Regions from separate parts of the Homo sapiens genome. Here all the other regions are linked to region 3. Evidence: chromatin contacts called from ENCODE Hi-C data. All regions are on one chromosome and are shown on one strand. The core of a region is the stretch at or near the end of the contact, and the rest is flanking DNA. Distances in the headings are between cores, read along the strand shown. Region 1 overlaps P3H2 (prolyl 3-hydroxylase 2). Region 2 has its middle 81 kb from the start of P3H2-AS1. Region 3 has its middle 67 kb from the start of TP63.

Evidence for each region. A loop is a pair of places that touch in the nucleus more often than their neighbours do. Pooled maps may share reads with other maps.
Region 1: a loop to region 3 is called in a map with no recorded cell type, with 2.5 times the contacts of the local background. The contact joins two enhancer-like sites. A Hi-C loop is called at or near these places in 4 of 37 single-sample maps with no recorded cell type and 2 of 50 pooled maps.
Region 2: a loop to region 3 is called in a map with no recorded cell type, with 2.1 times the contacts of the local background. The contact joins two enhancer-like sites. A Hi-C loop is called at or near these places in 2 of 37 single-sample maps with no recorded cell type and 5 of 50 pooled maps.

Annotation. Positions count from the first base shown.
Region 1 is chr3:190,090,935-190,093,914 of GRCh38, reverse strand. All of the region lies in intron 1 of P3H2 (prolyl 3-hydroxylase 2), which reads left to right. Among named protein-coding and RNA genes, the nearest start is that of P3H2, 28 kb to the left of the region's middle. Within about 2 kb of position 1,559, at least 3 of the 41 ENCODE cell types and tissues checked have a DNase peak (open chromatin) inside an H3K27ac peak, as active enhancers do.
Region 2 is chr3:190,200,452-190,203,347 of GRCh38, reverse strand. No RefSeq gene overlaps it. Among named protein-coding and RNA genes, the nearest start is that of P3H2-AS1, 81 kb to the right of the region's middle. Within about 2 kb of position 1,392, at least 4 of the 41 ENCODE cell types and tissues checked have a DNase peak (open chromatin) inside an H3K27ac peak, as active enhancers do.
Region 3 is chr3:189,562,496-189,565,700 of GRCh38, reverse strand. No RefSeq gene overlaps it. Among named protein-coding and RNA genes, the nearest start is that of TP63, 67 kb to the left of the region's middle. Within about 2 kb of position 1,705, at least 3 of the 41 ENCODE cell types and tissues checked have a DNase peak (open chromatin) inside an H3K27ac peak, as active enhancers do.

The sequences.
Region 1 (2,980 bases), core at 310-2,809, 530 kb before region 3:
TTCATGAGAATTTTTCAGTGAGCCATTTAAACTTATAGCGTATAATCTTCAATTTTAATGAAATTTTCATTAATGATTAATGTGGTGAATTTTTCTAAAACTTACCAAAAAAGCCACCAGCATATTAATTATTTTCAGTGTATCTACTGCAAATCATTTTGACAACAATGTTAAACCAAACCCAAAACAAAGCAAACAAACACTGTAAATAGTAGCAATCACTTTTTTTCTTCCACTCAGTCACATTTTCAGCAGTGCCATCTACTCTCTCTCTTCTCCATCCTGGACACCTTTGATGACTTCAGTTTCTGAAGATGACTTGTGGTTCATCACGATCCTTCCTTTTTATCCACTCTCCAGCTACCAATGCCTGTGAGTTCAACAACCGTGAGGACACTGCCTTAATAATTTTCCTTTAATTTTCTCAGATTTCTTTATCTGATTTCACCCTTTCTAGCTATCCAGCAGAACTTTCCTCTATGGCCTTCGTTCCTCTTTCCCTTTCTCTCCAGACCAACCCCCAACTCATGGCCAACCTCTTTAGCTAGTCACGTGTATAGAAGGGTAGGGCCATTTGCATTGCAATAAGGATTGATGATCATTCTTTTCCTCAACTGTCTGTCTTGTCAAGCTTTACAGCACTCCACCACTGTTCACTGAGCACTGCAGACAAATGACACAGAGCTATGTCTCTGCCGTCTACTATGTATTCGCACTGCATGATCACAACTAAGGTTTTAGAGTTGTTTATCAATTTTCTATTATCGTTGCTTAGTATTATTTCTTAGAATTGATGTCAGAATTATTTCTACTTCTCAAACTGTGTCCCTTCATTCTTTTCATGATTTTATCTCCCACACTACTAAGGAAAGCTCTAATAAAGGGAGGAATTTTGGGTGGTGAATTGGAGTAGGAGAAGAGAGATCACATGTATGAGACACTAAGCAGGTGAAATTAATAGGTGTTTGTATCATTTTTGGGGGGGATTAGAAAGTAAAGGAAGGGGATCAGAATTGACTCGGAGATTTAAAGCCTGGGTGATTGATGGATTGTGGTTCTATGAGCAAAAACAAGAACTACAGGAGCGGATGTAGAATAGGAAGGAAGGATATTATTTTCCTTTGCCCCTTCTTTTCCTCTTTGTCTTTTTAAAAGTCTCATTATCTTTGCTTAATTGCCTTAAATAAAATATAAAAATTTACTGCTTGAAATGAATGAGCTTTCAAAATAAAAGGGCACATACCAGTAAGACTGAAAAGAGTTCAGATCCCAGCTTCCCGAAAGAATAATCCTCTTAATAAGGCAGCTGTAAGCTCTCTAATGCTGGATAACTAGAACAGCACTCTGCCTTTGGAAAAATGCCATAAGTCCCTTGCACTTTTCCTTATTTTTAAAGATAGCCATGTAAGCAAGATGTAGCTCCTAATGAGAGTATTTTCTAGACTTCGTTCCTTGCCTTAAGCACTAGCTATTTTGCTAAGCAACTGTCTTCTTGGAGGGTTTTGCTTTTTAGCAAACCAAAGATTGACAAAGTTGGTGAGGAAGTGACTCATGGCATTGGGGTTATTTTAGTATAAACTACTTGCCCTGAGTACATGGCCCTTTTATACTATTTCAGCTGAAGTATTTCTCCTTTGATAGAAATATAGAGTTGCTAAGACCAACTGGATTTTTTTTTTTTTTTGACGGAGTCTCGTTCCATCGCCCAGGCTGGAGTACAGTGGTGCAATCTCAGCTCACTGCAATCTCTGCCTCCTGGGATCAAGCCATTCTCCTACCTCAGCCTCTCAAGTAGCTGGGACTACAGGTGTCCACCACCATGTCCGGGTAATTTTTGTATTTTTAGTGGAGACGGGGTTTCACCATGTTGACCAGGCTGATCTCAAACTCCTGACCTCAGGTGATCCACCCACCTCGGCCTCCCAAAGTGCTGGGATTATAGGCGTGAGCCACTGCGCATGGCTGGAAAACATTTTTACATGTAAGACATGGCCCCACTTATTTAATGCACATCAGTAAAACCTAGTTCCACGTTGTTCCTATTCTAATACATCAGGTTATGCTCTCTCTTCCCTTTCTTTAATATCTCAGCCTCTTTGCATGTAACATTTCCTACTTCACAGAGAATGTCAAAACAAAACAAAAGAAACAAATATGGCATCTCCAACATCTCTTTGCTTTCACACTGTCAGAATACTGTTTTCCTCTGCCAGCCTATGTACTCTTTAAAAAGCCTCATTTGCCATCATTCTTTTCAGAATTATCAGGTACTCTATTTGTTAAGGATCTGGCTTGTGCCATCTTTCCTTTGAAACTTATATTGATTGGTATTTATAAAGAAAACTTTCTAGTACAATATATATAAGCAAATAGCCATTTACAGACATTAAGATGTAATCACCTGTCCTAAATTGATATTGTAGTAACACTTCCTTTCTTTTCTTAGTAATAATGGGAAATAGGGGCATCCTATTATATCATTTCATTAACTATGAATTATGCAGAAGTGTAAAGTTGAGAGTGTATAGTCATTAAAAGAAGTTACTGTTAAGGTAACAAATGTGTCCACTTCGTGTTTCCATATGGCAATCATGACTCTTAGAACCACTTCCATCAATCTGAATGCTTTATATCAGACCAGAAAGCATTTAGCAAATTTGAGCTTAATGCTGTACCTTGGTAAACACAATCCAGAAGCTAAAATGGTCTCCACAAATCCAAATCAATACTAAAAGCCAACACATAATTTTTGGATTACTTGGCTTTTGATTTTTTGTGGCTGAAATTCCTCTTCACTTGCACAATAAAAAACTAGCTTTGATATTTATTTTATTTATAGAACAAACATTATATTCCAAATAAGACTGAATACCTGTGTTGGCAGGTAGAAAGAAGCACAGTCATACCTTATTTGTTCATAGTTTTGAGAGATGGCAGGCGGAATAAAAAAATAATACATGAGAAGGCTATGATAGTATTG
Region 2 (2,896 bases), core at 143-2,642, 640 kb before region 3:
CAGGAAGTTCCAAACTTTCCCACATTTTCCTGTCTTCTTCTGAGCCCTCCAAACTGTTCCAACACCTGCTTGTTACCCAGTTCCAACACCACTTCCATATTTTTGGGTATCTTTACAGCAGTACCCCAGTCTACCAGTACCAATTTAATGTATTAGTCTGTTCTCATGCTGCTGACAAAGACATACCCAAGACTGGACAATTTACAAAGAAGAAAAGAGGTTTAATAGACTCACAGTTCCACTTGGCTGGGGAGGTCTCACACTCACGGCAGAAGGTGAAAGGTACATCTTACATGGGAGCAGTTTAGGAGAGAATGAAAGCCAAGCAAAAGGGGTTTCCCCTTATAAAACCATCAGATGTCATGGGACTCATTCACTACCATGAGAACAGTATGGGGGAACTGCCCCCATGATTCAATTACCTTCTACCAGGTCCCTCCGACAACATATGGGAATTATGGGAGCTACAATTCAAGATGAGATTTGGGTGGGGACACAGCCAAACCATATCACACTTACATAGACTTTTTTGTCACATCTAGCTCTCTAAACATAAGAAATTCATATTGGTATATAGCTTAAAGTTGAAAACAACTCTATTTTTTCCCAATGCGTGGTAAATTTTTAAAACATCATTCATGAAATACTTGCTCTCTTTTTCCCCCACCAACTTAAAATGTCACTTCAAATATCAGCTGTCAATACTTTTCATGAGTTTCTTCCTGGACTCTATGCGATTCAGCTGGCCTACTTGTTTACTTTTGCATATTTTGTGTCTTTTAATGACTGTTATGTTATGGTGCATTTTATATCTTAAGCAAGCCCTTTTTCTTCTCCTTTCTTTTTCATTTTTCTTTTGTTATTGTTTCACATTTTCTCTTACATTTGAACTATACTACCAAGTTATAATATTCAAATATACAAACAACATTCTTTGGGGGTTTTGCCTGTGATATTTTCAGACCTGTAGCTTACTCTGGAAGATGTATGCATATTATAATAATAAATATTTTAACAATTACAATATATCCCTTCATTATTCTATGTTCCTTAGTAGGGTTCTACAATTTTCCTTATAAATATCTTGTTCATTTCATGTTAGGCTTATTCCTACTTAATTTATGATTTTATTTCCTAGAACTTTATGAGAAGGAATATTCTGAACGGGTGCCCAATATCAACCTTAAGAGAAGGATATACCTCATATTTTTATTTTCCTAGCTCTATTGCCTGGCCTCCAATATACACTTAGTATGTACTATAATTAAAATACACCTTCGGGTAAATTTCGGTTTGGTTTTCTTTTAACCCATTACTTCTCAATGTACAGTGATAACATAATAAAACAAGCCACAAGATGGCAGAATAAGCCATCTTTCCTGGACTTATAGGAAGGTTTTTAGACAAGAAACTGATCACGACTTGCTCATGGAGAAGAATAAATTATTTTATACTCCACAATGAACCAGCATACTGACAATAGTATTAATCTTTTTCTTTTTTTTTTTTTTTTTTTTTTGAGACGGAGCCTCGCTCTGTCGCCCAGGCTGGAGTGCAGTAGCGCGATCTCGGCTCACTGCAAGCCCCGCCTCCCGGGTTCACGCCATTCTCCAGCCTCCCGAGTAACTGGGACTACAGGCGCCCACAACCACTCCCGGCTAAGTTTTTGTATTTTTAGTAGAGACGGGGTTTCACCGTTTTAGCCAGGATGGTCTCGATCTCCTGACCTCGTGATCCGCCCGCCTCTGCCTCCCAAAGTGCTGGGATTACAAGCGTGAGCCACCGCGCCCGGCCAACAGTATTAATCTTAAAACAAAAACTTCAATATAAAATAAAGAAAATACTTCTGACGGTAAAAACTATTACCATAAATTATACTTTACTAAATCCTTCATTCATATACATATACGAATACTATATAGAGAGAGTACTTTCTCTAATTCTTCTTCTTTACTCCACTGCAGAACTGTGGGTACTCAGTAGAGTTTAGTTTCTCATCTTCTGCTTTACTCTATTCTTTTTGTTTTTCTCTCTTCAAATAACTTATCTACTCTGATGCCAAACATCACCTCTGTGCCCACACCCGTCAAACTGTATTCATGGCCCTAAACTCAATTTCATTCTAAAGCCTTATTTATTTATTTATTTTAAGTTACATGTGCAGGATCTACAGGTTTGTTACATAGGTAAATGTGCAGGGTACATGTGCAGGATGTGCAGGTTTGTTACATTGGTAAACGTGTGCCATGGTGGTTTGCTGCACCTATCAACCTATCACCTAGGTATTAAGCCCAGCATGCAATAGCTATTTTTCCTGATGCTCTCCCTTCCACCACCCCCACCCCTGAGGTTTATGTCAAACCTCATATATATATAATATATAATATATTTTATTATATATAATATATATAATATATAATATATTTTATTATATATTATATATAATATATATTATATTTTATTATATATAATATATATAATATATAATATATTTTATTATATATTATATATAATATATATTATATTTTATTATATATAATATATATAATATATAATATATTTTATTAATATTATATATATTATATATATGAGGTTTGACATAAAAATATATTGACATATATATACACACACACATATACATATATATGAGGTTTGACATAAATATATATATACACATATATATGCGTGTGTATATATATATACACACACACACACACATATACTTGAATTATGTTTGCAAGGTGAGTTGCTGTTCTTCTTAAAGAGGTAGGCCAGGCAACTCTTTTATTAAGAAATGACTGACCGGGTGCGGTCGCTCACGCCTGTAATCCCAGCACTTTGGGAGGCCGAGGCGGGCGGATCACAAGGTCAGGAGATCGAGACCATCCTGGCTAAC
Region 3 (3,205 bases), core at 456-2,955:
GCACCGCTCTTGGCATATTTTTGAAGTCCAGTATAGGTTGCTAACTTTGAAAAAAAATTATAAAATTATAAATTTAGAATAGGAAACTTTATTTTTTAATAAAAAGGTTACATCCTTCAAAGTGGTCATCCTGCAGGCTGAGAAGCACAGGCCCTTCAAACGAGATTGGGTAGGAGCTTTATGCTGAGTGCATTGGCTAAACATACATATTCAACAGGTTACGAGAGGAGGTGAATATTCATGAAGGTGGTCCGGACGCATGTGTATTGAACAAACATGCATGTTACATATGACCCACGTTCATATATAGAACAAAGAAAGAAAGAGAAAGAAAGAAGGAAGGAAGGAAGGAAGGAAGAAAGGAAGGAGGGAGGGAGGGAGGGAGAGAAAGAAGAAAGAGAGAAAGACAGAAAAAGAAAGAAAGAAAGAAAAGAGAAAGAAAGAGAAAGAAAGAAAGAAAGAAGAAAGTTCACCTTGGAGTAGGGACAATATTTAAATGTATTATAATTAGTCCCTATCCATCTAAAGGTCTTTTCAGGACACAAGGAATTCCAGTCAGTGCACAGCCTCTGTAAACCAACCAGAGCCAGTCCATGGTCAGTGGTCTTCTTATCAGAAGAAAGTTACTGAAATCAGTCACTTGTCCAATCAAAGCTATAATTATGGCAGGTAAAACAGTGAGGTCAGTGAGTGTATGGTGGTGAGCTGAAAATTGTCTTAATATTGCTTCTTTCAAGACCAGTGCTTGTTTAGATGCTAAAGAAAAGCCTTGTGGCATGGTTAGAACACAGTTTATTCTTTAGTGCAGGCATGTGACTTAACTCTTGCATGGCATGGCCTTAGGTCCTGTTTATAATTTGATAGTCTATTGTCATAAAGAGTCTGTTCTGTCAGTCTTGTGGTCTCTATTTTAACATTAATGCTGGTCAGTTATGTCTAAACTGCAAAAAGGAGAGGGGTTAACAGAGTATGTTTGACCTCCTGTCCCATCATGGGTCATGGCTGGAAACTCAGTTTTTAGGTTTTTCTGGAATCCCTTGGCCAAGAGGGGGCCTGTTCAGATGGTGGGGGCTTAGGATTTTATTTTTTGTTTACAAGGTCATCAAAATGAAATGTAAGTTGATTGCTTTTAATGATGCCTTTGTCAATAGATTCAACTGAAGAAATGATGGGGATACTGAACACAGATCCTACCAAGGGTCACTTCACATTTAAGTGCGGAAGTAGCCTTCCCATAGTCTTAGGCAGCAAACTCCAGGCTCTTAACTCCAGAAGCAACCTCGGTGTTAGGTCTTTTTTGTGGCAGATGGATAGAGGTCTCTTCAGGATAGTTGTAAAGGGTAGGCTACAGAGATGCTTGAAATATGAGACATTGCCCTGTAGTCAAAATTCCAACATTGAAGTTAGAAGCCTAAGGCCTTTTACCCAGAGATGCCAAAAAAAGGATATAATCCCAGAAGGTCAGGCTGTCCCAATCCTTGTATATGGATATACGTGAGAGGGTGTAGTCTCCCTCGCTGTCATTCACAACCATTCACTTGGACAGGAAAAGCCTCTGTGAACATGTTAAAATAAAACTTCCCCCAGGCTAACCAATTGCAGCAGAAATGCCTGTGGGTAACCAAACCCACAGTCACATAACTAGTAAAATGATTCAGTAAAATTAGTCAGTCTCTCTTTCCATTTCCACACCGAGGCAGAAGAGAACAGCCACCTGTGGGCTGTTAAGTCAGCACAGCATTTGTGTAGCCAGAAAAAAATGCAAACACAGGGAATTCTCCTCCTTCCAGGAGTGCCCTTGTAGGTTGTACTTATCCTGCTGAGCTACGTCCAATTGCATCTCTAGGCAGGACAGCTGCAATTCCCAAGAATCTGAGTACTAACAAGTCCTTGAATCACCTGATTATGAAACTCATAAAGTGCTGAGATAGTGTAGGGATGGGTTTTTAAATTCTATTGTACGAGTAACGTATGCTCAATGTAGAACAATTAAATACAAATAAGAAAAGAATCGAAGAAGAAAATAAAACCACCTGAAACAAAAGCTCAATTAACATTTTGGTGTATATCCTTTAAGATCTTATGCATTATGTGTATATGTATGTATGTAACATATACACAAATAATTGTATATATAAAATCATATTTATATCAAGTGTGAGATCATGTTATACATAGTTTTACATCTGCTGTTTTCATTCCACAATTATATATCATTAAAGTCATTCCATGACAGTTAATAATATTTCATTAAATAATTGTTACAGTTGCTTAGGATTCTGTATCTGTGTAAATAACTGATTCATTCTTATTAGACATGTAAGTTATTTTTAAAAATTTATTATAAACAAAGCTGTGATAAATATTTTTTTAGCTACATCTTTCCACATGTATTTAAATATTACCTTTAAATGAATTATTAAAGTAGAACTGTGAGGTCAAGAGACAAGAAGGGTCCTGCCAAAAAGTCCTCCAGAAAGTGGGTGCAAGTTCACTCCTATCGAATTATTTGAGAGTCCCTGTATTTCCCCACAATACATTCTCCCAGATAATCATTTAAAAATCTTTAAATTTAAAAGTGAATGTATCTTATTTTAATTTTAATTGTTTTGATTACTGGTGAGGTTATTATTGTATTTTTTTTTGCCATTTGAATTTCCTTGTGAAATTTCTGTTCATGACTTTGGCCTGTTTATTCTTCATGGTATTATTGTTTTCTTACAGAAGTGTAAAAATTATACTTTAAAGCCAACAATCCTTTGAAATAGTTATTGAACATGTTTTCCTATTAATCTTTAGTTTTTAAACTTCGTTAATGATGTTTTCCGTACTATAGAAGCACCGCTTTTTAACGTGGCAAATCTATCAATTTTATTCACATAGTTTCTGCCTTTGGTATTTTAACTTAGGTAACAGAGTTCCTGCTGCAACTGAAAAACTAAAGCTAGAAAAACCACCATTTTCAAAGTCAGGTATTGCCTTATTTGAAGAGACTCTCCTAGGTAGTGACTAGCTATGGAAATGCGACTAAAATATTCTTCACTGTTTACAGTTCAGGGCCAAGCAAGTCCTATTACAGGGAAGTAAACTGGTAAGTGCAACCAAGTGACAGGAAGTTGCCAAGACAAAAATACTCAAGAAGAAAATCTCTGCATAGCATCTGGGCTTATAAACTGTGAAAGCAGCCTAATAGTATACTTCTAAA